Regions from separate parts of the Homo sapiens genome. Here all the other regions are linked to region 3. Evidence: chromatin loops called from intact Hi-C (ENCODE). Cell type or tissue: GM12878. All regions are shown on one strand. Region 1 has its middle 150 kb from the start of LINC02817. Region 2 has its middle 99 kb from the start of DUSP10. Region 3 overlaps DUSP10 (dual specificity phosphatase 10).

Region 1 (8,000 bases), 220 kb after region 3:
AACATAGCATAAATGACTTTTGTAGTTTGAAAAGAAAAATTCAAGCAATAGTCTAAAAGCACTTTTAAACCAATTGAATTGGATTGGAAAGCATAGTGCTTCTCACTTGGTACGACAGCAAAGAATGGGTTGTTTCTGACTGACAGATTTTCAGTTTGTATTTTTGGTTTATTTTATTTTTAGAGTAGAAGTTAAAGGAGAAGAAAATGAGATCTTTCCAAGCCTTCCTGAAAGAAAATGAGAAATACGTCATTGGCTCTGAAAGCACAAATGTGATGAAGCTGAGACCAGGCCTTGCAAGGAAGGCTGATTGACAGGATGTGAAGCTGATGCAGGGCCATTTGTTGGGGTGATACTGCAGAGCACCAGCTGGGTCTGTAGATAGAGGCAAGTAATGACAGTGCTGCCTCTCACCTCTCCCATCATCTTGTGCCTTCCTGTGTGCCTAAAGTCAAGAGGACTTTACTTGTGTTTGGGGCCTTCTCTGATTAACACAAGGCAGTGGCAGGGATGGGGGCAGCAGAAAAAGAAAGAAGCATCTTGTGACCCAGGAAGACAGTGGCCTTGGCATATTTGTATATAATTTAGAAAATCAGGATCTATGTACCTTGCTTGACTCATAGTAGGTATTCAATAAACTGTTGTACTTTCTTAGAAAAAAAAAGCCATGAATAAATGCATCTACTCGATATCACCCATCTGACAGGAAATAATGTCTATGTGTGCATATAGGTTTTGTGAAATGGGATGGGTGACACAAGACCAGGATAAAATATGGCATGCACTGATACATGCTTAATTGACATTGTAAATCAATTACTTTTTTTTTCAAAAGTGGATAGGAACTAGAGAGTTAGGAAATGACTGCTAATGTGAGCTGCTACTAAATGCATTAAAGAATTAAGCAATCTTCTTAGAACTTTCCTGAGATATGAGTATGAGATATCGTGGGTGTAATGAGCCACATTGCTTTGAGGTTTCCACAGTCCTGTGTAAATAATTACACAAACAAAATCTTAGCCATTTGATTATTGATAATAAATACTTATCAAGTTTCATTGCACACATGCTAATGCCTTTTGAGTTGCTAGGCATTTCTTAAGTAGGGAGGCAATGAGGCACTTAAGCAACATGGGCAGGAGAGAGAATTCATTGCTCCCTTTACACATACTTCAGGTGCTTCTTGAATAGAAGTGACAGGGTTTGGAATGGTGACATGAATATTTGTTGTCCATCAGTCAATTTCCCAGATCACATATTGTTTCTGACAGCATCTTCCCAGAAGATGGAAACCAACTTTTTTACATTCCATGTTATAGCATTTCATGGATCCCTTTCCACATAGTGTTCACATGGGAAAAACACACATTACGATGCTGTCTAGTGATAGATGTGCACCACAAAATCATCACAGGGCTGAGTAATTCCAAGAGGGGTTGAACATTTGTGCCAAGAACTTTCTAGATTAGAAAATAAATACATTTGTTAACATCAAACATTTTGGTGAGACCAGAACCTGGCCACTTCTTATGGATGATAAGTCTGTATTTTTTATTTCATGGCCAGATTTCCTATTCCTGGGACCTAATTATCCCATGCATAGCGTTTCCGGCAGAAGTACAGAAAGACAAACAGTCTCATTTAATCTATTTGATTTCTTTTCTCCACTCCCTCAAGGTACAGAGGCAAATTCCAGTTTAGTAACCAAGGCCTGAGTCATCGAATAAATAACTCAATTTCTCATCCTTGTTCACTGAGCCAGTTGTATAAACAAACACAACGTTTTTTTCTATGTCAAGTGTGTGAACGGGTTTACCGGGACATTGCATTCGGAAATTGCATAGAGATGCTGAAAATCATTCAGGGTGAAAGGAACAGGGAGAATGGTTACATAGCCAATGTCCAAAGCCTAAAATATATCTCTGGAGATTAATTTTCAATGCAGATACAGCAGATTAGTTCTCAAATTAAAGAACTAGGATCTATTAATTAACAGGTAAAAGCAACTAGCATAGAACTTTAAGGTTCTATGCTAGTGCATAAGGCACAAGGATAGAAATCATTTTGTTTGAGATAATTTGTTGAATAGATATGGTTGGAGCATTCATTTCTTTGTTCATTGAACTAAATATTTTTGAGTGCTTAGAATGTTCCAAGCTCTCTACCCATAATAAGGATATAAAAATGAGTAAGTCCAAATCTGGAAGGCCGAGACGGGTGGATCACAAGGTCAGGAGTCCGAGACCAGCCTGGCCAACATAGTGAAACCCCGTCTCTACTAAAAATACAAAAATTAGCCAGGCATGGTGGTGCGCACCTGTAGTCCCAGCTACTCGAGAGGCTGAGGCAGGAGAATCACTTGAATCTGGGAGGCGGAGGTTGTGGTGAGCCAAGATCTCGCCACTGCACTCCAGCCTGGGCAACAGAGTGAGGCTCCATCTCAAAAAAAAAATAAGTTACATAGTCCAGTGATGTAATGATGAAGATAGGCTCGAGGCATTATAGAATCATCAAGAAGAGGCACCAGCCCAGCTGAGAGGGTCCCTAAAGAACATCCCACAGAAGCTGGTGCCCAGAAGGAGGCTTATGAAAAGTAGCCAAATAAAGAGCTGGGGATAGGAGCTGGGGCTGAGAGGGAGTAAGGAGGAAGGCAGTGAGAAGTATTACTTCTCCTTCCTACACTTACTCAAAGGAGACCTGTCTACTGACTCAAGTTTCCAGAGACAAGACAGACAGTAGCAGTTTCGAGAGCACAAGCTGATGAAATGGTGCCCGCCATCTCTACCTGAGTAACAAAAGCTGCCACATGTCCCTTGTTTACCACATGGTAGACACTGTGCTAAGTGCTGTACACACATGGTCCTCCTTAATGCTTACAGCAACCCTAGCAGGTTGGTATTTTTTTCTCATTTTACAGATTGGGAAACAGAAGGTCAGAGATGTTAGGTAACTTGCTCAAAGTCACACAGAGAATAAGTGGAAATTAGAAACCCTGATTCAAGCTGACCTGACACTAGATTCCTCATTATTTTGTTCTGTAGTGGTTTTAAGGTGGGGTCACTGACTGAGAACCTAGCAGGTCAGATCACTGTCTAGATAACTGAAAATACTGATATCTGTCCTCTGGATTTGTCAATTGTGTGAAAATGTTATTGAATGAAATTAATGACTGTCAGGTAGAAGTAGAATTGATCATGCTCTATATGATGAGGACATAGACATAGTACATAACAGGTGGCAGCTAGAGGAAGACAGATTGAGTCTCAATTTGCAGAATTTGCCAATTATTTGAAGCTCCTAATGATGCATGGACTTCCTCAAGAAAGAAATCTATCTATCTATCTATCTATCTATCTATCTATCTATCTATCTATCATCAAGAGAGTTCAAAGCATTGGTTCACACGTTGTGGAAGCTGATGAGTCCAAGATTTGGAGAACAAGCTGGCAGGCTGGAAACTTAGAAAGGGTCTCTAATGTTGCAGTCTTGAGGCCAAATTCTCCATCGTGGAAAGTGTCTACATCAAGCTTGAATATTGCAATATCACAATGCAGAATGTAATGAAAATGCAAGCCTCTCCAAGGTGTCTGATGTAGTATTCCCTTTGGGGAGCCCCAGGGTGCCTGCCACTCCTGTGGTTTCTCACTGAGAAGGGTTTTTTTGTTGTTGTTGTTTTGTTTTGTTTTTTTTTTGGTTTTTTGGGTTTTTTTTTTTGACGGAGTTTCGCTCTTTTTGCCCATGCTGGAGTGCAGTAGAGTGATCTCAGCTCACTGCAACCTCCGCCTCCCAGGTTCAAGCAATTCTCCTGCCTCAGCCTCCTGAGTAGGTGGGATTACAAGTGCCTGCCACCACGCCCAGCTAATTTTTTATATTTTTAGTAGAGACGGGGTTTCACCATCTTGGCCAGCTGGCCAGGCTGGTCTTGAACTCCTGACCTCAGGTGATCTGTCTGCCTTGGCCTCCGCTGAGAAGGTTTTTAAGCCACTCACCCCCTACAGGTTGGCCTGATCCTTGTAAGAAGGCTAGAGCTGAAGCTTTCCCTTAGATGGAGATTCTATCTGGGAAAGTGATATATTCTCAATCAAGAACCTTATTTTTTAGAGTCTAATATGACATACAGAGAAACAGAGATTTCTATAGCAAGGCAGAATAAGACACACAGAGAAGGCACAAAGAAGCAGAAGTCACAAGGCAAACAAGCTGAGAGTTAGAAGCCTTGGGTAGCAAAAAGAGTGGAAAAGAGTTCATTGGTAGCGCAAGAAGCAATGTTAGCAGTCAAAATTTCCCCTAATGGTGGAGCGCAAGAGTGGAGAAACAGATTTCCTGGCTTTTCAAGCAGCACTGTAAATTTGTACTGAACCCATTTCTTTAGGTAACGTTGGGTGGGGAGAGGACCTTATTACCATACTCTTTGGGCTTTCATATGAGAAGGGACTTGAACTTGGTTCCCTAGAGATTCCTCTTCAAAATATATCCTCCCAACCCAGTCTGCTTTTAAAAAATCCTTTCTAATATTTGGGTATTTTCTATCATCATCCTGCACAATGCAAGCATATCCTTATTTCTTGATTCATCCACTGTAGACTGTATATATTACCATTTGCTCTTGAGAAACATATATTTTTATATAAAAGTTAAAAAATTCTCCACAGTGGCAAATAAGAAGAGTTTAAAAATGATCAATGCAATCATATTAAATATAAAGAATATTCAGAAAGGCTATCTCTCCAGGCACCTTTGTTCTTCTACTGGTAGAAAATGCGAAAGGAAAAAATAAATTAAAAAGGGGGTAAGCGCATTTTTATGTGGTTACTCTCTATATTTCCAGCCACATTCTTCCCTGCAAAGAATGGAGGTACAAAACCAGTAATGGTTTCTTCTCTACAAATGTATTTCTTCTCTGCAAATCCTTTATTTACTCATTTACATTTTTTAAAAAATTATTTCACCACCAGAGTCATTCCTGTAGAATTTTATCTTACTATAGACATTCAAATTTGCTGCAGACATGCAGCCTAGACAAATTGGCTCTGACTCTTTTATGCAAGCATAATAGATGTCTTTGAAATCCTACTAATGAAAGAACTGAGAATCTGGGTACTGGCCACTCTGGATTCATCGCTAAATTCTGCCTGTTTTCCAAATAAGCAGCCTATCTCTTGCCCTGCACACTTTCATAATCATTGCTAGTATGCTAAAAATCTGCTTATCCATTTCCTCTTCTAGGTTAAATCACAACTTCTCTGAGAAATGACAACAGGACTGTCCTTTGGCCTTCACACTCCCCATACTATAAGTACTGAGTGCTCAGCTCATGTAGATGGTCTATCTTCTGATGACTGCTAAAGTCAGGTCATTGGCGATGCCAGCTCTGGGGTAGGACAGGGGCAAAACCATACATTGCCCTTGAAGCTATATCCATCAAAGCCCTCTATTTACAGAATCATAGCCTGAGATGAGCACTAAGAGAAGCCACCAACCTACTCATTTACCCTTCCTGCTGACCTGGGGTAGTGAGGGGAATAGAGAAATGGGATAGAGAGACATGCAAGAAGTATACTCTAGAGTTTTTTGCCATGGTATTCTGTGTTTTCATAGATTCTATATTTGTCCATTTGACATTCATTAATTATAGGACCAAACTAATGGCCAAACATATTTATATCTTCCTGGTGATTCAGTTTTCATAGGTGCATGAAAATCATATTCTAAACCATCCAAACAATCCTGGATCTATACCCATAACCACCTTCTTTAACTTTTACATACCAAGACAATATTTCCCCTGCCCTAAATCAACCACGTAGGGCCTAGTACTAAACAACCAGGGACAGTCCCTATGCCCCAAAGCCTGCTGAAATTATTCAAACTAACGTATCTTAAGCTGTTTCCCCTGCCCTGCCTTGCTTTTCCCATGGAAACCTCACTAAAGGCTATAGCCTTACTCCCACTTCTCCTGTCAAACCTGGTGCTTCCCGTGAGGCCCTGCACAGCACACCATGCCTTCTCTCAGGAACTGTAAAAGCAATAAATTATTTCTGTGGCATTTAACTCTCCATGCTGTCACTCAGTCACCTTTATAAATTAAGACCCAGGCACACGCAAATTAAGTCCTATGAATGAGTCAAGTAGCTCATTCACTTAAGTCTAAAACGAAGAATAAAACCCCAGGTTCCAGAAGAGTACCAGCTGCACCCTGCTTTGCTTCCTCCCCAGCGACCTGGAAGGCATGTACTTACAGCAAAAGTCACTAACAAGCTAATGACATCTATGTCGCATTTTATATAGCTTTAGTCTGCTGCCCAATATTCTAGTCCTTTCAATCCAAATCTGTCAATTTCACACACACAAAAAAAGGGCTGAGGTTAAGACAGTAAGAAGACAGAAATTTTGTTCTTAAATTGATGCTTGGGGCCTGAGCTCAAAAAGTTATTTCCTGCACAATTGATCACCCCACCCTGGTCAACTTGTCAGGCAATAGCACTAATAGAATGAAGGGAATGTTCCTGGGGCAGCAGTGGGAGCAGAGGCCCATGAATGAGAGGATGGTTTAGCATTCACTCAAGATTCTCACGGTATTTTTACATATAGGAAAGGTGAGCATGCAGACAAGACTAAATTCACAGTTAACATGTTTAGTCTTGGGTTTGTGTTCTACATTATAGTCTTAAGAAGCTATTCTCTTTGCAGTTTATATCCCTGGAAAATAATAATGAATACCTAGAGACAATGATTGCTACGAATGCTGGGGGAAAGCTCAGTAACCTGACCTCACTCCACATGAAGATTCTCAGACTTATATAAAACGAGACAATTGTCTTCTGCCCTTTCCCAGGTGGTGATTTGAGGCCTGATAATATCTGCAGGTTTTTTTTAACTTTGATTTTAATTTCAGAGGTATGTGTGCAAGTTTGTTACATAGGTATACCCATGTCACAGGGTTTGTTGTAAAGATTATTTCATCACCCAGGTATTAAGCCTACCACCCATTAGTTATTTTTCTTGATCCTCTCCCTCCTTCCTCTGGAAGGCACCAGTGTCTGTTGTTCTCTATATGTTCATGTATTCTCACCATTTAGCTCTCACTTTTAAGTGAGAACATGTAAATATCTGTGGATTTTACCAATGATATTTTGTAAGAAAAGGTCCAATTTTAGGCATAATTGGAGTTGAGGGCATGTGGAGGATGGTAGGATGGAAAAGTGTTTGTAAAACCTGCCCTCAGAAATAAAAGCTGAGAAAGTAAAAGTGGCGTTTTAATAGCCAACTCTGAGGGAGCCTGAAAAACAAAACTGGGTCCATGATTCTAGACTGCATTACTTTTCCATAATTGAATAATTCCCAGGAGTCAGATGTAGGTTTGAATCCTGGCTCTGTCACTTGCTACGTGACCTTGAGCAAATTGCTATGTCCTCAAATCCTCAATCTGTAACATAGGAATGATAACACCCTTTACAGGAGACAGCAATGTAAAGCACTTCACATTGTTTGTACTTGATAAATACAGTTGATCATTGAACAACACAGGACTAGGGGTGCCGATTCCTACACAATAGAAAATACACCTCTAAATTTTTACTCCCCTCAGACTTTAATATTAATAGCCTACTGTTGACCACAAGCCTTACCCATAACATAGTCAATTAATACATATTTTATATGTTATATGTGTTATATACTGTGTTCTTATAATAAAGTAAGCTAGAGAAAAGAAAATGTTATTAAGAAAATCCAAGCAAGAAAAAATATATTTACTATTCATTAAGTGGAAGTGGATCATCATAAAGGGCTTCATCCTCTTTGCCTTCACATTGAGTAGGCTGAGGAGGAAGAGGAAGAGGAAGGGTTGATCTTATTATCTCAGGAATGACAGAAGCAGAAGAAAATCCACATGTACGTGGACCCGCACACTTTAAACTTGTGTTTTTTAAGTATCAACTGTAGTCCTCACTATTATTTGCAATTTTTAAAATGTTTTCTGTTTCTTTGTGTTCTTTGCC
Region 2 (8,000 bases), 64 kb after region 3:
CATTAGAAGCTTCCTGGCTGTGTGATATGCTGACTCTTCAACTATACCCAAAGGCAGATGCCTACTTCAGTTGTGCCTAAAAACAGTCTTGCTTTTGTTTCACATATTTGACTGCTAGCTAGCAAGCAAAAAGTTCAAAGTGGTGCAAAGGATAGAAATCTACTATTCATGACTGCCACAGTGTTGAATGTGCCCCCAAATTTCGTGTGTTGAAAACTTAATCTCCAAATTCATATGCTGATGGTATTTGGAGGTGAGGCCTTTAGGAGGTAATTAGGATTAGAGTAGGTCATCAGGACAGGGCCCCCATGATGGGACTCATGGCTTTATAAGAGGAGGAAGTGAGACCTACACTGGTACACCATTGCTGTCTTGCCATGTGATGCCCTCTGCCATGTTACGAGGCAGCAAGAAGGGCCTCCCCAGATGCTAGTGCCATGCTCTTGGACTTCCCAGTCTTCAGAACTGTAAGAAATACATTTCTTTATAAAGTATCCAGTCTGTGGTATTCTATTATAACAACAGAAAACAGACTAAAACACCAGGCTTCATGATTTGACCACATACACATTTCTAATCTGATGTGAGGTGGTAATATTCAATTTGTTGGTAAATTAAAAATTCAGTTAATCCAGCTGGTTATTCCATTGAGGCAACTAGTTGGACAGATTTTTTTGTCCAATGTACTAAATTAACTGAGGTTATTAAGCCTTGGGTTTATATAAGCTGCATATCCTATATTTATTTGTTCTAAGTTTGGTTTCTTCATAGCCCTTTGGGATTATTGGAAAACGTTTAAACTGTGAAGTTTAGGGATTAGTTTCAATAGTTGCTTGGATTCATTAGCATACAAAAAGAAAGATAATAGAAAATAAAATAAATTAAATTAAGATTTTTAATGTAATGCCCCTCCCCTGACTCCAACAAATAGAGTAAACTCTTAGATATTACAAATAGGAGAACTGTAACAATAGTGCCCATTTATTGAATGACTGCCTTGTGCCAGGTATATTTTGGTATGTCATTTTACTTAATGGTCCATCGTTTCTATGAACAAATGTTGAATTCCATGTTATTTTCTAGGAAATCAAGGCTCAGAAAATGTCAGTTTCTTCCTCAATGACTCATGACTGGTAATTAGCAGAGTTGGATTCATATCCACATCTGTCTCCCTCTAAAGTTCTTATGCTAATCTGTCTCTTCCATGATAAAATAATATACCATTAAAGAGAAAAAATTCATAAATAACTAGAATAGCACCAACTCATGAGCTATAAAAATGTTATATTTAAAAATAATTCTGTGCAAAGTTAATTATTGCTTTTTGATAGAATTATAAGATTAATGCACAAGGGAGACAGTGGATACAATACATCTTTATATGGAAATGGTGATTTCTTTCATTTGTCATGTTGTACAATTTTTCAGCTGGTCTAGATTAGCTTTTTTAGCATTTCCAGAAAGCTCTTATTGTTGACAGAAGGAAAATCCAATTGCCTTAAGTGTCTTTTGCAGGAAGATAACTGCAGACTGGGCTAGCTGTTCTCTAGGCAGGTTTCTGTTGCTTCTGGCATCGAGGTCTGGGAGAGCATCTGAGCCATAGAAGGGAACCCTGCATAGCCTCTGCTCCAGCCGAGTCCTCACCCTCTTTACATGCTCATTCCTGAGGGCCTGAAATCCCCACTCTCTCCTCTTCTTTGTATCCCCAGCTCACACTTTAAGATCTGGTTCAAGTGTATTTTTCCCCATAAGGAATTGCTCAAAAATAATCACATTAAGTCTCTTTTATCCAAATTATTCAAGCATATATTGCTAAAATCATTTAGTCATTTGCTATCCTCTATTGTCCTTAACATGATAAGTCTTGACTCTATAATAAGACCTAGAGGGTCCTAAGAGCAAACAATCTTCAGAAACCCACTGAGCTTGAGGAAAGTTCTTCATAAACACTGCAGTTATTTACTTGAACCCTTGCTTATTCAGAAATAAATTAAGACCTGGCCTGAAAGAAGCTCTGAAAGTTTGAGGAAATCAATGCCTCTTTTATTAACTAAAATGTGGTGAGGGTTATAGCCAAAGCACTGGGAGATTCTTGTAGTCCTTTCTGGAAATGCATCAGTGTCCCCAGTAGACCAGGGGTTTCAAATCAGACTACGCGGGTCTCCTGACCTCAGCTTTCCCCAAGGTTTTGATTCAGGTGCAGTGTGCTCTGCCTCTATTTAGAACCACAGTTCAAAATGCAGCAGATCGTCTCTCAGTTTTACAAACCTCCATTCATAGATGGGCTAGAATATTTCCAGAGGTCTTGTAGTGAAAGGATATGCCCTCTGAAAGAAACAGAGCAGTGCAATTGCCATCACACTGTGGTGAGGAAAGAAATGCAAGCAGTGTTAGGCCTTCCAGGAACAGGTGTGTTACTCATCTTTAAGTCAGTGAGATAAAGTGTGGCTGCTACATGCTTAGTAGGGGCTGCTATTTAACACGGCTTCTGAAGGAAACCTTTTTCCTCCCTCCTTGTCACTGGAATCATGCAGTGATGTCTACTGCAAAGGGCAGGCTGTCTTGAAATCTGGAAAGCAGCTCACAGGAAATTGCTGTAATTAGGTGCTGTTTGGTAGAGAACTGTGCAAATCATAGCATGTCATTTTCAGGTTTAGCATTGCAATGTCCTGGAAGATTGTGAGTGAAAAAAATATCCTAGTGTTGTAGACATCCCTTGCTTTGCTTTCAGCTTCTGTGAAAAAATGGTTGTATGACTTTGGTGAACTTGCCCTCCTTGTCTAAGAAGGAATCCTGCCCATCTCTGCATGAATAGAGAGGTAGAAGTCAGTGAGGAAAATCTTCAGCCTGTCTGAGCCATGATTTCTGCTGGGCTTATTTTTGACTTTCAATGTGTCAGATACTGTAGTTTCCCAATAAAGAGTTGCTGTTTGATATGCTGATTGACTTTCTGGCTTTTAAAATGGACTTGAAATACTGTAAACAATAGGCACTCCTCTCCTTAAAAGTCAATCTGAAAAGGCCTGCCTAATTTGGAGGTATCCTATGGCTTGGCAGCAAATAATGGAATAAGCATAGCTGGAGCAAGAACGGAACTGGGGAGTCCGAGGTTCATGGGGACTCCCGGATGGAAAGGCAGGCCTGTGACCCACTGGGGAGGACAAGAAGCAAGGTTGTTGAGAATGTCCTCCTCCCTCAAATTTGGAAACAAGTTTGAAATCCATTTCCAACCCACTCAAATCACAGAAATAGGCTGGAAAGGACCAAATGAAATGAGATAATCAAATCCATCCTACAGCCAACAAAGGACACCATCCAAAATGCAAGAACAAATAAAATAAAAACCTTCTGGCAGAGCTAAAAGAAAAAGAACTGCAATTCAAAAGGGAACTGAAATTACTTTTAATAGATCTTGGTAAAGCTGCTGAGAGACCTCAATCTCTCAACTCTACATATTATTTATTGATTGGGCTGGAGCCCTTGCTGAATCTTGAGTGCTTTATAGATTTATACAAATTTTGGATTGCAGAATGCAGCCCAGGAAAAAGAAATCTTTTCTTTGGAGTCATTTCTTCTGCAGCAAGATGGTTTTGTTGTTTTTCTCATGCCTCAATTTTCTCGTCTGAGAAATGGGGAGAAGCACACAGCCATTTCTTGTCTCTTTCTCAGAACCACCTTTACTAGGCAGCCATGGTTCAGTAATTAGGACTTTTGATCTCTCAGGTTTAATTATCAATTCCTTTAAGCAAATTTTACCTTAATACATTTTACTTGTGGTTTATAAGTCCATAAATCTGCTAAAAGAGAGATTCTAAGTATTCTTGAACTCTACTGAATTAGCCTATGACTGCATAGACAACCCAGGTGTTTCTGAATTAGACTAGTTGGCCTGTTAAATGTCCTTGGCCAATTAATTATGTAAAATCAGAACTTGGGTTCTAGTCTTGGCTCTATCACTAGCTTGTTATAGTGTCTGTAACCAGTCAATGTATTTATTTATTTATTTATTTATTTCATCTGTAAACTGAGAGGATTGGATGAGGCACCTCTTTCTGTTCCTTCAAGTTCTTACAGTCTATATTATTATAATTTTGAGATTTGTGACATTGCTTCTCTTGCAAGAAGCATAAAATTTTGGCTTTAGAGACACACACAAAAAAAGGTATATTTCTCTCACTCCATTAAGAATTCCTTCTTGCCAAATTACTGACATAGTAAATTGAGGTTACAGTATTCAGTGTCTCTCCTTGGCCGGCACAAGATGGTAGTCAATCCTAGCTCTGTGAAATAGAACATTCTCTTTTTCTTTTCTTTTCTTTTCTTTTCTTTTCTTTTCTTTTCTTTTCTTTTCTTTTCTTTTCTTTTCATTTTTTTTTTTTTAGACGGAGTCTTGGTCTGTTGCCCAGGCTGGAGTGCAGTGGCGCGATCTCGGCTCACTGCAAGCTCTGCCTCCTGGGTTCACACCATTCTCCTGCCATAGCCTCCTGAGTAGCTGGGACTACAGGTGCATGCTACCACATCCAGCTAATTTTTCATATTTTTACTAGAGACGGGGTTTCACCATATTGGCCAGGATGGTCTCGATCTCCTGACCTTGTGATCTGCCTGCCTCAGCCTCCCAAAGTGCTGAGATTACAGGCGTAAGCCACTGCGCCCAGCCAGAACATTCTCTTTAAAACAAAGATAACACCAGTAATCTAAATAATAAAATAAATTTTTAAAATATGAAAGTTTTTTGTTTACATCTATTGTTAAGTAAGCAAAATTTCTATTTAAGGCTAAAGCAAGAATATATTTTACAAAGTAGCCAATGTCTGTCTGTCTGTCTGTCTATCTATCTGTGTCTCTTCACACCATGCCTCCTGCCTCTAATTATGAATCTTCAATCTTGTGTTGAATATACACATTTCCAACTTAAAAAATTAATCATCCACTCTTGAATATTTTTTAATGCACATCTCAAGTATTTCCTATTAATGTAAGAGCTTCAATTTAACCCTGAACCAAAGACTGAGCTATATTTATTTTGTTTTTTCTTAATTTATTTAGTGATGATGGGGAGAAGGTATAATCTCTGGCATTTGTTTAAAAACAAGAAGACCTAAGATAAGATGTCACCGAATAATCATACTTCTTCATTTTGTATAGATGTTACAATTTTTTTTCCAAAAATCTAGTTAAATGAGCTGATGCCCAAAGAGACCTTGCTGAGAAGAAATGCAATGCTACATTTGCCATTGCTATTTTAACAACTCACTATGGCACAGAATTGGAGGAAATGGCAGTGAGGGAGACAAGCGAGGTCTAGGCAGCATGGAATGTGGAGAAGGCCACAGCACTACAGAGGGGCTCTGAGGGAACACACCTGCATGATGGATAAAGCAAGCAATATGAAGAAAAAAATGTTTATGATTTTTGGCAGTGAATCCTGCCAACTAAGCTCATGAAAATTTTTGGCAAATCAAGCCGCCACTCAGTCTATGTATTGAGGTCTTCCACATGCTCAGCATTCTGCAGGACAATCTTGCAGCTACAAAACTCTTATTTTCAACTCAAAAATACTTCTTCAATGTCCAATAAGCACTACGCTCTGTACTTGCACAGGAGACAAAAAGAGGAATAAAATCAGAAGTAGGAAGACCCTCCAGCAGTGTGATTTAGGCCGTACTGCTACTGAGGGACTCTACTACCAAGAAGATCTCTATACAGTTTCCAACGTCTCACCCAGTCCTATTTAAAGGGTGTGGCCAAACTGACATATCCTTTGCCATGTAGAAGCTCCTGTTCAAACAGAATTTTTTCTTTCTCCAAATGGGTTTATCATCTTCTATATTCTCCTATACTTTTGCTGTGCTGTTTGGCTTGTAATGCCTGTTCCTTATTTCTCCTCCTGAAACACTCCTACTTATCTACTTACTCTTTTTTTTTTTTTCTTGACACAGCATTTTGCTCTTGTTGCCCAAGCTGGAGTGCAACGGTGCGATCTCATCTCATTGCAACCTCTGCCTCCTGCGTTCAAGCAAGCAATTCTCCTGCCTCAGTCTCTCGAGTAGCTGGGATTACAGGTGTGTGCCACAATGCCCAGCTAATTTTTTGTATTTTTTTTAGTAGAAACAGGGTTTCACCATGTTAGCCAGGCTGGTCTCGAACTCCTGACCTCAGGTGATCTGCCCCCCTTGGCCTCCCAAAGTGCTGGGATTACAGGTGTGAGCCACCATGCCTGCCACTCCTACTTATTCTTTAAGAAACCTGCCCATCTTTTCCAGATGACATTTAGTCAGTTCTCTATCACTACTAAGTGATGGTTTATTTATTTATTTATTTATTTATTTTTGTGAATGTCTAATAACATCCTTCAGGAACATTTCATTCTCAGGTATTGTCTTATGGCTTTTAGCTAAGTATTATAGTAAATTTGGTTAATGACAATTATGCAAAGCATTATAAAACAGTGATTGCTGCTTTGGTGTCCTGTGCTCATTATCTTAATCTCTTTATCACCTTTAGCATTTTCGGTATAATTTAAAGATGTCAAAGAATGCTGATGTTTTATCAGTATTTCTTATATGATCAAACTCATGATTTTTTTTTTCTCTATTGAATAATTGTATATAACTAGATTTAAGCAGCCTCTGTTCAAAATCGGCTTGAATTTTTGGTCAAATTGATATGTGATGCTTTGACAATAGTCCTGCATTATGCATGGGTGAGACATACCAGCTCTTATTCCTTTGAAATTTCTTCTGTCTGTTCCAAGGGAGTTGGCATTTTCTTCTTCCTTCAGTTGCATTGCTTAGTATGTAATGGACAATCCTTTCTCATGCATTGCAGGAACAAAATGTAACACAACTTCGTCTACTTGGTTATGTATTCTTTTCTTAGGTCAAGCAAAGCCTTTGGTAGCTGCTTTGCAAGAAAATATGAAACTGTAGTACCCTTTCTAAGGTGGAAGTGTACATCACTAGTACCTTTTCTAAGGGGGAAGTGTACATCACTAATATAAACGTGTGCCCTGCTGATCTATTTCTATGTATTTCTGCACCCACAATAACTTAATTTTGATGCCAAATTATAGAGAAAACTTTTTGAAGGTATTTTAAATGGCAATTACCAACAATACTTGCATGTCAAGTGAAGCAAAAGTATGAACAGAGATAACTGAGTTTGTGCAATAGCAACTACATGACAATTACTTCCTGGCCACGGTGACAGTAAGATACAATTGATACTATTCTTTCAAAATTTCTATCTCAGAGATGTTAAAATGTGAAAAGGGCATCTTAGAATTGGTGAGATGTGGCAAAGATTTACGGAATACAAAGAGAGATTTTCTAACAGGAAAATTCGTAGCTTGAACATTGACATCACAGAACAATAAAGAAGAAAGTAATGTGGCCCACTTAAGAAGTTTAAAAACCATAAAAAGAAAAGAAAATCTAAGGAAAGCCAAGGAAAAATATATGGAGAAATTAATAAATTAGAAACCAAAATAGAATTAATTGTTTTTAATAATTTTATATTTTCTTTTATCCTGTTATCATTTTTTTCTTGGACTTTCTGGACGTAAAATAAGATCATCTGAAAAAAAAATTCTCTCCCTCTCTCTCTCGCTCTCTGTCACTCCAATATCTACGACTTTTATTTAGTTTTACCAACCAATTGCATTGGCTAGCATGCTGTGGACTTTTGGTTTAAGATGCATATATTTTAATCACGTTCATCTATCCTATTTTGCTAAGAATTTGTTTAAAAACCTGGATTTGGAATTAAATCAAATGTTATTTTATTTAATCATTATTGAAATGATTACATTGTTCTTCCCTTTGATCTAGTCATATAACACATATAATTAACTTCCTAATAATGCAACATCCTTATATTCAGGAGCTTAACTGCATTTGTGATTTCTTATCAATTTAGCAAACCACAGCTGAACACATTTCATTTATGAAGAAAAATATTCAACTTTAACAGAGTATGTCTGAACACATTCAACTTGC
Region 3 (8,000 bases):
ATTGCTTCTGAATCACATTACAGAGGACTCTTCTGTTTCTAGGACTGCAGTCGCCAAAACAGCAACAGGAGCTGAAATGCATCTATAAAGAGAAGTTTCCCACTAAAACTAGAATCCATTGCTTCAGTAGGACTGTCACTGAACTGACCGTGTGTTAGAAGAAACTGGCAGGCAGTATTTCCACATATAGTTCTTTAGGGGTGCTAGGTATTCTTTGTTGCTGCCATTTAGAATCAATGTACTGACCATACTCATTTTGGCAGAGAACCTACTTTTGACATAAGCTTTGAAAATGTTTGCTGCCCCCCCACCCCGCCTTGCCTCACCCTACCCCAGCATTGTTGCTCATGGCTACAATATGTTCGCACTAATAACTGCAGGCTCTTGTGCACATAAGGAAGTTAGCCACCTTGGTAGAAATTAGAGGAAAGGAAGAAGGAGGGAAGAACAGTTTTATTTTCAAAATCCAATTCTGTGGAAAAACCAGAAATGCAAAGACAGTGTTTGTTAGGAAAGCTAGGACCAACAAAGTGAAATCAGATATATTTGTTTAGGAAAAATAGGGAGCTGTTGCTTTCTTTATGTTAAAAGTATGTTTTGCAAACTTTAAAACTGCTCGGATACCTTGGTTCCTAATTCTTTTTTGTTAAATAAAATTTTAAAAGTAAAAACTCAGGAACATTAGTTTACTTATATAGAGTCTTTATATTAAGCAGATTTTTTTTTTTTTAGATCTTTAAAATGGTAGTTTCCCAAAGTGATGAAAAGAAAAAGCACTTACAATGTGCTGGACATTGTTTTAAGGTACTTTATTAACCACTTTAATCATTACAACAGTACAGTGAGGTAGGTACTATTGTTATCCCTGTTTTGTATACAGGGAAACTGAGGAACAGACAGGTGAGAAACCTGCCCAGGGTCTCATAGCTAGTGTTTGGCTGTGCTGGGGATTCAAACCCAAGAAGTCCAGCCTCAATACTCCTTCTCTGAATCACTGCACTGCACTTAGGGCTCTCATGGACTATGCGTGTGCATAGATCTGTTGGAATTTAGAACAAAGGTGATGATATTGGGGGTAATAAGACATTATTTATCGAATACCTGGTCGTGTATCAAAACCTTTACATAGGCTTCCTGAACTATGACCCTGATGGGTAGATGATATTACATCCACTTAATAGATTGGTAAACTGAGGCTTAATGAGGGAACCTGACTTGCACAGGGTCTCACAGCTGCTAGGAGGCAGAATCATAACTGCAGCTAGGTGTGGTTTGTCTCTGACCTTTGCTCTTAACCTCCATGCTACACTGCTCCTGCTTTGTTTGTTAATTATCATGTTCTAATATTCTTAAATAGTAATAAACATAACATCATCAGGGTTCCTCATTAAGTGATCAGTCACTTTGGCCTCTGGTGATACTTGATGGGGTAGGGTCGGAGGAAAGTAACTGGAAAAGAAAAACCAGATTAGCTTTACTCTTCCCCCTCCCCTCCAGATTTCAATTTCAACCCTTCCCCAAGAGAAGAAAACAATCCTTCCTGCAGACTTCTCTGGAAAAAGCCACCACTGTGAGCTTCCACTCGTTGTTTTTTACTTTAAGCACCGTCCACAGAGAGAGTTTTTAACTGCAGTACAGAGCTGTGCATAAGCCTTATGGAAAACTGATGCCCAAGTTGATTAGCAGAGTGGCAGTTGAACAGGAGACTATTTCTTCAGACCCCTCAAGGAGAATTTCCTTGTTTACCTTATATGTTTAAATTGTAATATCTCCTTTTCTCTCCACCCCCACCCCTCCCACCTCCAAATATTATAAGAACAGAGTTCCTACATGGCTTAAACATACAATGCACCCATACTTTTGCACATAAGCATGCTCTGTGATTTGGAGCATTCTGTGTGTCTGTCTCAAATTCCCTCCTCCCCCCACTCCGCCACGGGTTTTTTTCCCCCCATTAGGCAAATGGAAGGCCCATGCCACCTGTTAGCATTACATCATTGGCTCCCCAGAACACAGTTGCACCAAAGGCCTTAAACAAAGTAGTTCTTCTTGTATTGTTTGCACTCAAAGAGCTGATATCATGCCAACTGATGTCATTGTATGTCTTTGTGTAACTGCTATGGCAACTGGGCAGGTGGGGAGCCTCCAGCTGATGTCATTGAGAAAGGAGGTGTAGAGGCAGAATTTTAAAAAGCTGGACGCTGCTTTTTTCTGTGTGTGGGGTTTTCTAGCATGTGTTGGTTTTTTTTTTTTTTTTTAAACTAGCTGCTTTTAAGACAAATTACAGCTTGAGTACCCTAAATAAGAACAGAGAGGTTTTTCCCCTGCTTTTAGAGCCTTCTTTTGAATTTGTTTTATTGTTCTTCCCTCTCATCTTATATGGAAAAATGTAACAACTGCCTTTTTTGAAGAAAAAAGTGAATTAGGTTCCCATCACAGAATCTGTGTGGAATTTGGGTTTTTGTGGAGGCGAAGCTGAGCAGATTTTAACTCTTCAGAATCCCTTTTGTGGAGGCTGTGATGATGACAATGGGTAGTTTTTATCTTATTTATTTTTTAAGTCTTCACTGGTGAAGTTATTTTCCATATTTTCTTTCTTCTACTTCAGAATTATCTCTTCAGGTTCAAACTTTATTGTCATAATTGCCTAGCAGAATAAACTATCATATGTAAGGGCAGAGGTTAATTCTAGAAATCAACTGAAATTCGTATATAGCTCTTGTTTTTCTTTTCAAAAAGCTAGGGTAGGTTTTGACTTCTTACTTTCAATGAGTAAAGTGAACATAATATTGCCCTTTGAGTTTTCTTTGGATCATAACCATACCTTAAGGAAAATATGATTTCTCTCTTTTACACAGCCAGCTCCGGGTCCATTGGTTGTGAAAAGTCATGAGACTCGGTCTAGGTTATGGTCTGGAGTTTCCCGCTGTGGTTTGTCAAAGATGAGACTTGAAATGGAGAAGAACATATGCCAGGCTCAGAGGCTAGTGGACAGATAGACTTCCTGTCCTTATTGCAACATAACCGTCTCTTGTTCATGCTTTGGGTTTTCTGCCTTATCTCCTGGAACTATCAAGACAGCCACAAGCCATCTGTCTTTGAGGGTAGATGTTGTGTTCTGGTGGCTTTCAGCTAATAGGACTTTTCCACTTCCCCCTCTTTTCAAAGGGAAAGCCAGAGTGTATCTAGTTCTGTTTGAGTAGGGTTAGAGCTCAGTTGGCACTAATAATGTCAATCCAGATTTTATAGCACTTACATGTATATTATTATAATTTGAGCTTTGTAATAATCCTTTGGGTTTATCTGTGCATGCCATTGTGTGTAAAAATATTAGCAGAAAATTTAAACAATAAACTATGATCCGTAAATTCCCTAATTTAAACAATTGTTCGTTTTTTGTACAGTTCTTCAGCTTTTGGTCAATGTTTTTTACTTAGCTTTTAAAAAATTTAATATTAAACCAAAATGTTTTATTTATTTTCACATCCTTTTTGCAACTACTCTTTTAAAGGCTACATAATACTCCGTGGAATGAATGTAATAACTTTTTTTCTTTTATTTTTGTGTTTTACTTGGCCTTTTTAAAATATATATAAAACAGATAACATTGTAGTGAACATCTCCATATATCTAGCTAACTATCTTTGGTTAGATGATTTCCCTAAGATCCATTCCCAAAAGTGAGATTGCACTTGTTCAGGGGAAGGTTTGCATTTTAAAAATGGAGAAATAAGCACAGTTTATAAGCTTTTTATACTAGACCCATAACTCGTGGGAGGCAGAGCAGAGCCGTAAGCTCAAAAGCATGCATTCACACATCCAAAAGAGGTTTCTTGATGGGTTTATGTGCCCACAAGCCTTGGAAAGTCGAGGAGTAAGCAACCGCGCTGCTCTCACATTCTGTTCTACTGAAAGTCAGGGTTGATAAATGTCAGGGCCCTACGTGGAGAATATCAAAAAAGATTATAAGAGCAGTCCTTCACACCCCACCCTGGCTTGTCTTTTCCAAGTACTTCTCTGCTGATTTCACCTGTGGGCAATCATATAAATAATATAAATTAAAATAGTGAATGCCTGCTGAGTTCTACTGTGTGCCAGGAGATGTGCTAAGTATTTTACACGTATTCATTTATCTCAGGCTCACAATTGCACTCAAAGGGAGACACCATCACCCTCAGTTTACAGATGGTGGAACTGAAGCACAGAGATAAATGAACTTAAGTAATAGTGTCAGGAAATGATGGTACCCAGATTATAATCAAGATAACCTGTCTCTTCCAATGTTCCTGCTTGTAACCACTCTGCTGTATTGGGAGCAAACTTGTCCCTCTGGGTGAGGTGAGCTATGAAGGGTGCAAGACATGCTCCTGTGGTGCTGAGATTCCACCCGAGGAGGTCATCTGTGCCTTTCTTGGCTCCCAAAGCACAGGGTTCTATGTAGGCCACTGAGCATATGGCTCTTTGAGGCAGGTCACATTTGCAGCTGAGGAAGATTGCCTGATGCCGCGTGGAACTCTTGCTAGGGGAACATGCCCTCATTTGTAGAAAGAGCACATTTCCAAAGTGTTCCATGCAGTGATACTCCCCGAAGCTTGTCTTGGGTCTCCAAATGGACTTTTAGTTTTTGTTTTGTTTTGTTTTATTTTTATTTTTATTTTTTTTGCTTAAATACATATTTATATATGTATTTAAAATATGCATGAGCTACAATGCAAACTCATTCTAATGGGGAGGTGGCATTCTCTGCCAGCTCTGAAATCTCAGTCACACTCACCTTCTGTGTTTGTGTTCTAGGTGGACTTAGTAGTTTTAAGCAGAACCATGAAAACCTCTGTGACAACTCCCTCCAGCTCCAAGAGTGCCGGGAGGTGGGGGGCGGCGCATCCGCGGCCTCGAGCTTGCTACCTCAGCCCATCCCCACCACCCCTGACATCGAGAACGCTGAGCTCACCCCCATCTTGCCCTTCCTGTTCCTTGGCAATGAGCAGGATGCTCAGGACCTGGACACCATGCAGCGGCTGAACATCGGCTACGTCATCAACGTCACCACTCATCTTCCCCTCTACCACTATGAGAAAGGCCTGTTCAACTACAAGCGGCTGCCAGCCACTGACAGCAACAAGCAGAACCTGCGGCAGTACTTTGAAGAGGCTTTTGAGTTCATTGGTAACTATCTCCCATAGGGAATTTTCATCCGCTGCCTTCCTTTTCCCTCCAGCTCTTGCTTTGATATCAAGTTCAAGGTTTATTCCTGTGTTGGAAAAGAAAAGCTGCCCTGGAGTTTTGGAGGGCTCTGCCACCTGAAACAGCCTAAGCATTCTCCTAAGTCATAGCCTGTCGAGTGTATCCAAGCCATCAGGATGGATATAAAAGGACAGTAATTGAATTTGTTGGGATCTGTTCAACTAGAAATCCTCATCCCTCAAGTTCTCAGTGAAATAGTGGTAGGGGTTAGCATTTATGTGCTCTGTAACCAGAAAAGTGGATGGAAAGTAAGGAATCGGAGGTCAGAGCTGGTGCTACTGCTACTTGATCTACTAGCGCCGTTGAGCACCTTGGAAGCAATATCTAGTGAATATGACACCCCTTCCAAACATACCTATGCCTTCCGGTCACCCTACTAAGCCTTATTCATCCAGCATAAGGGGAGATGGTACTAGGTTTCCTTTGACAGTCTGCCCCAAACTCATTGAACTAGGAAAGATCAGGTTGTGTAGACGGAGTAGTTCCCAAGGAGGAAGTTTTAGCAACAGCACGCTTTGATCCCCAGAAGGAAGCAACTATTAGCCTAATCCTAATCTTAATTTCTGCAACTTCTATAGCCCCAAACTGCTATAAGACTCAAAATATCGCCGGGCGCGGTGGCTCATGCCTGTAATCCCAGCACATTGGGAGGCCGAGGCGGGTGGATCACCTGAGGTCAGGAGTTTGAGACCAGCCTGACCAACATGGAGAAACTCCATCTCTACTAAAAAAATACAAAATTAGCCAGGCGTGGTGGTGCATGCCTGTAATCCCAGCTACTCAGGAGGCTGAGGCAGGAGAATCGCTTGAGCCTGGGAAGCGGAGGTTGCAGTGAGCTGAGATCACGCCACTGCACTCCAGCCTGGGCAACAACAGTGAAACTCTGTCTCAAAAAAAAAAAAAAACACTCAAAATATCATTTTGGGAGCACCTGCAATATAGCAAAACTCAACATTTATTTTTTTTTACGTAACTTCAACTTTTATTACCATAAAGGGGTGGCCTAGTACTTTTCCTAAATATTACAGCAGGTTGTTATTCCAGGAAGAATACAGTTAAGTGGAGTGGGGTGTTCCTTTGTCAGAGAAAGAAAAAAACAGCCTCAGGTTTAACAGCCAGTGGGGTCTGGTGGATTTGCTGTAGTGTTGACATCTCTGGTCATTTTGCCAAGCTGTTTTCCTTGCTAATTATGCCGTCAGCACAGGACCATGGAATATTGAGTCTGAAAGGAAATTCAGGGTGATCACTGAACTTAGAGAAGTAAAGTGACTTCTTCAAGGTCATAGGAATTCTAGTGTCCAAGAAGGGGCCAGAATCCAGGGTTTTTGACTCCCAAGCCTGAGGCCTTTTCACAACACACTAAGGCAATGTTTATGATGCCCTATTAAGTAATTCCCAACTGGCAACACTGAGGATGCAGAGATACTGCAGATTCTTTATTAATAAAATCTGAGCCAAACCTGGAGCGCTGAGGAAGAAAAATTTCTCAACAAGCATATGAGGAACTTCTGGTTGATACATGATGTGATGTTATGACTGAGATTCCATCTGACTTAACTCCAGTTGGAGGAAGTTAGGAAATTGTTTTCTATTTAATGAGTAGGGTAAGATATACTTGTTCTAAGAGGATTTCAACTAAAGCTCCTTCTCACATTCCTTATAGATTATTCAGGCTTACCTGCCTTTTTTTTTTTTTTTTTAAGGAAAACAAAACCAATAACAAATAGCATTCAGCCCGAAGAACAACTCCATATCACAACCTGCATAGGCACAATTTTATTTTCATTGTTATATTATTGGATAAACTGAAATCTTACAGTCTTGCTTTAGTAAAAACACAGCAGGTTTTATAAACATAATAGCTTTCACTGAGAGTGTAATATAAGCTGAGCAGCATCTAAGTTTAGTGTTTATACCAGTTTATTTATTCCTGAATCAAGTGTGTGTAGTGGAACCGGTGGTCCAGCCAGGCACTCAGAAGCTCATTCTCTCACCACCATGCTTTCTGGTCTTGACTTGGAGCTAAATACCGTGTGCTGAAGGGAAAAAGTTGAAAAAGAGAGATGCTTACTTTTCTTGAAATACTGTTGACTATGAGAAGTAAACTTCATCTGTAAATTTTTAAGATGAAAATTTACATCAGGTTTTTTTTCCTTGGTCCACTGGTGGGTAGCCAGTAGATGTAGTTTAGGTGAAATCACTACTCTCTCTACCCCTTCTCCTTCCCTACCTGTTTATCTAATTGGTGTTCCTTCAAGGAAGCTTTCTTAGGGATGTGTTAGAGTCTAGAAATGTCATTAAGAATCTGTTCAGGTAGTGCCCACATGCTATTGTCCTGAGCTTTTAATATATTTGAAAACTTAGCAAGTCTTCCTCTTTCAATTGCTCTGGATTTTGAGCCATTGCTGGGATTCCTCCATCTTCTGCATTATTGCCACACTGGAATGTCATACATGGAAGCAAACGGGATTGAATGCTTGAGAGGTGACACCCTCGGCCTGTATACTACTAGCCTTTAGTTAACTTTGCAACAACTGGATTTTCTGGGGAGAAGCTGAACATAGTATCTTCCTAGTTAAGCTTTATTCCTTTAACCTTAATCAGGGTTTAGTAAGACTAAAACTCTTATCCATTTAATGCCCGTTCCTGTACAGAGCAATTCTATAGAATAAAGAAAGTGTTTTTTCTCTATTACAAGTGAGAGAGTTGTTACTAGCACTAGGTTTGTTAAGTCACACAACCGAAAATTGGAATTA

What was found. Hi-C counts contacts between places; a loop is a spot of excess contacts. Peaks named below come from ENCODE experiments on the same cell type or tissue, not always from the same donor. Only the 100,000 strongest peaks of a DNase experiment are listed, where the experiment ranks them.
Region 1: it touches region 3 in a loop (2.3-fold over the local background); 2 of 110 quality-filtered maps call a loop at or near these places.
Region 2: it touches region 3 in a loop (2.0-fold over the local background); 3 of 110 quality-filtered maps call a loop at or near these places.

What each region holds. Positions count from the first base shown.
Region 1 is chr1:221,481,714-221,489,713 of GRCh38, reverse strand. No RefSeq gene overlaps it. Among named protein-coding and RNA genes, the nearest start is that of LINC02817, 150 kb to the right of the region's middle. In GM12878, no CTCF peak of the experiment used is centred here; no DNase peak of the experiment used is centred here.
Region 2 is chr1:221,639,446-221,647,445 of GRCh38, reverse strand. No RefSeq gene overlaps it. Among named protein-coding and RNA genes, the nearest start is that of DUSP10, 99 kb to the left of the region's middle. In GM12878, no CTCF peak of the experiment used is centred here; DNase peaks (open chromatin) are centred at 2,368, 2,605 and 3,505; H3K4me3 peaks cover 976 bases; H3K27ac peaks cover 1,993 bases.
Region 3 is chr1:221,703,261-221,711,260 of GRCh38, reverse strand. DUSP10 (dual specificity phosphatase 10) reads left to right here. Exons shown (of 4, transcript NM_007207.6): 3 at 4,795-5,166. Among named protein-coding and RNA genes, the nearest start is that of DUSP10, 35 kb to the left of the region's middle. RefSeq lists an enhancer at 3,143-3,252. In GM12878, no CTCF peak of the experiment used is centred here; DNase peaks (open chromatin) are centred at 2,074 and 3,010; H3K4me3 peaks cover 752 bases; H3K27ac peaks cover 2,567 bases.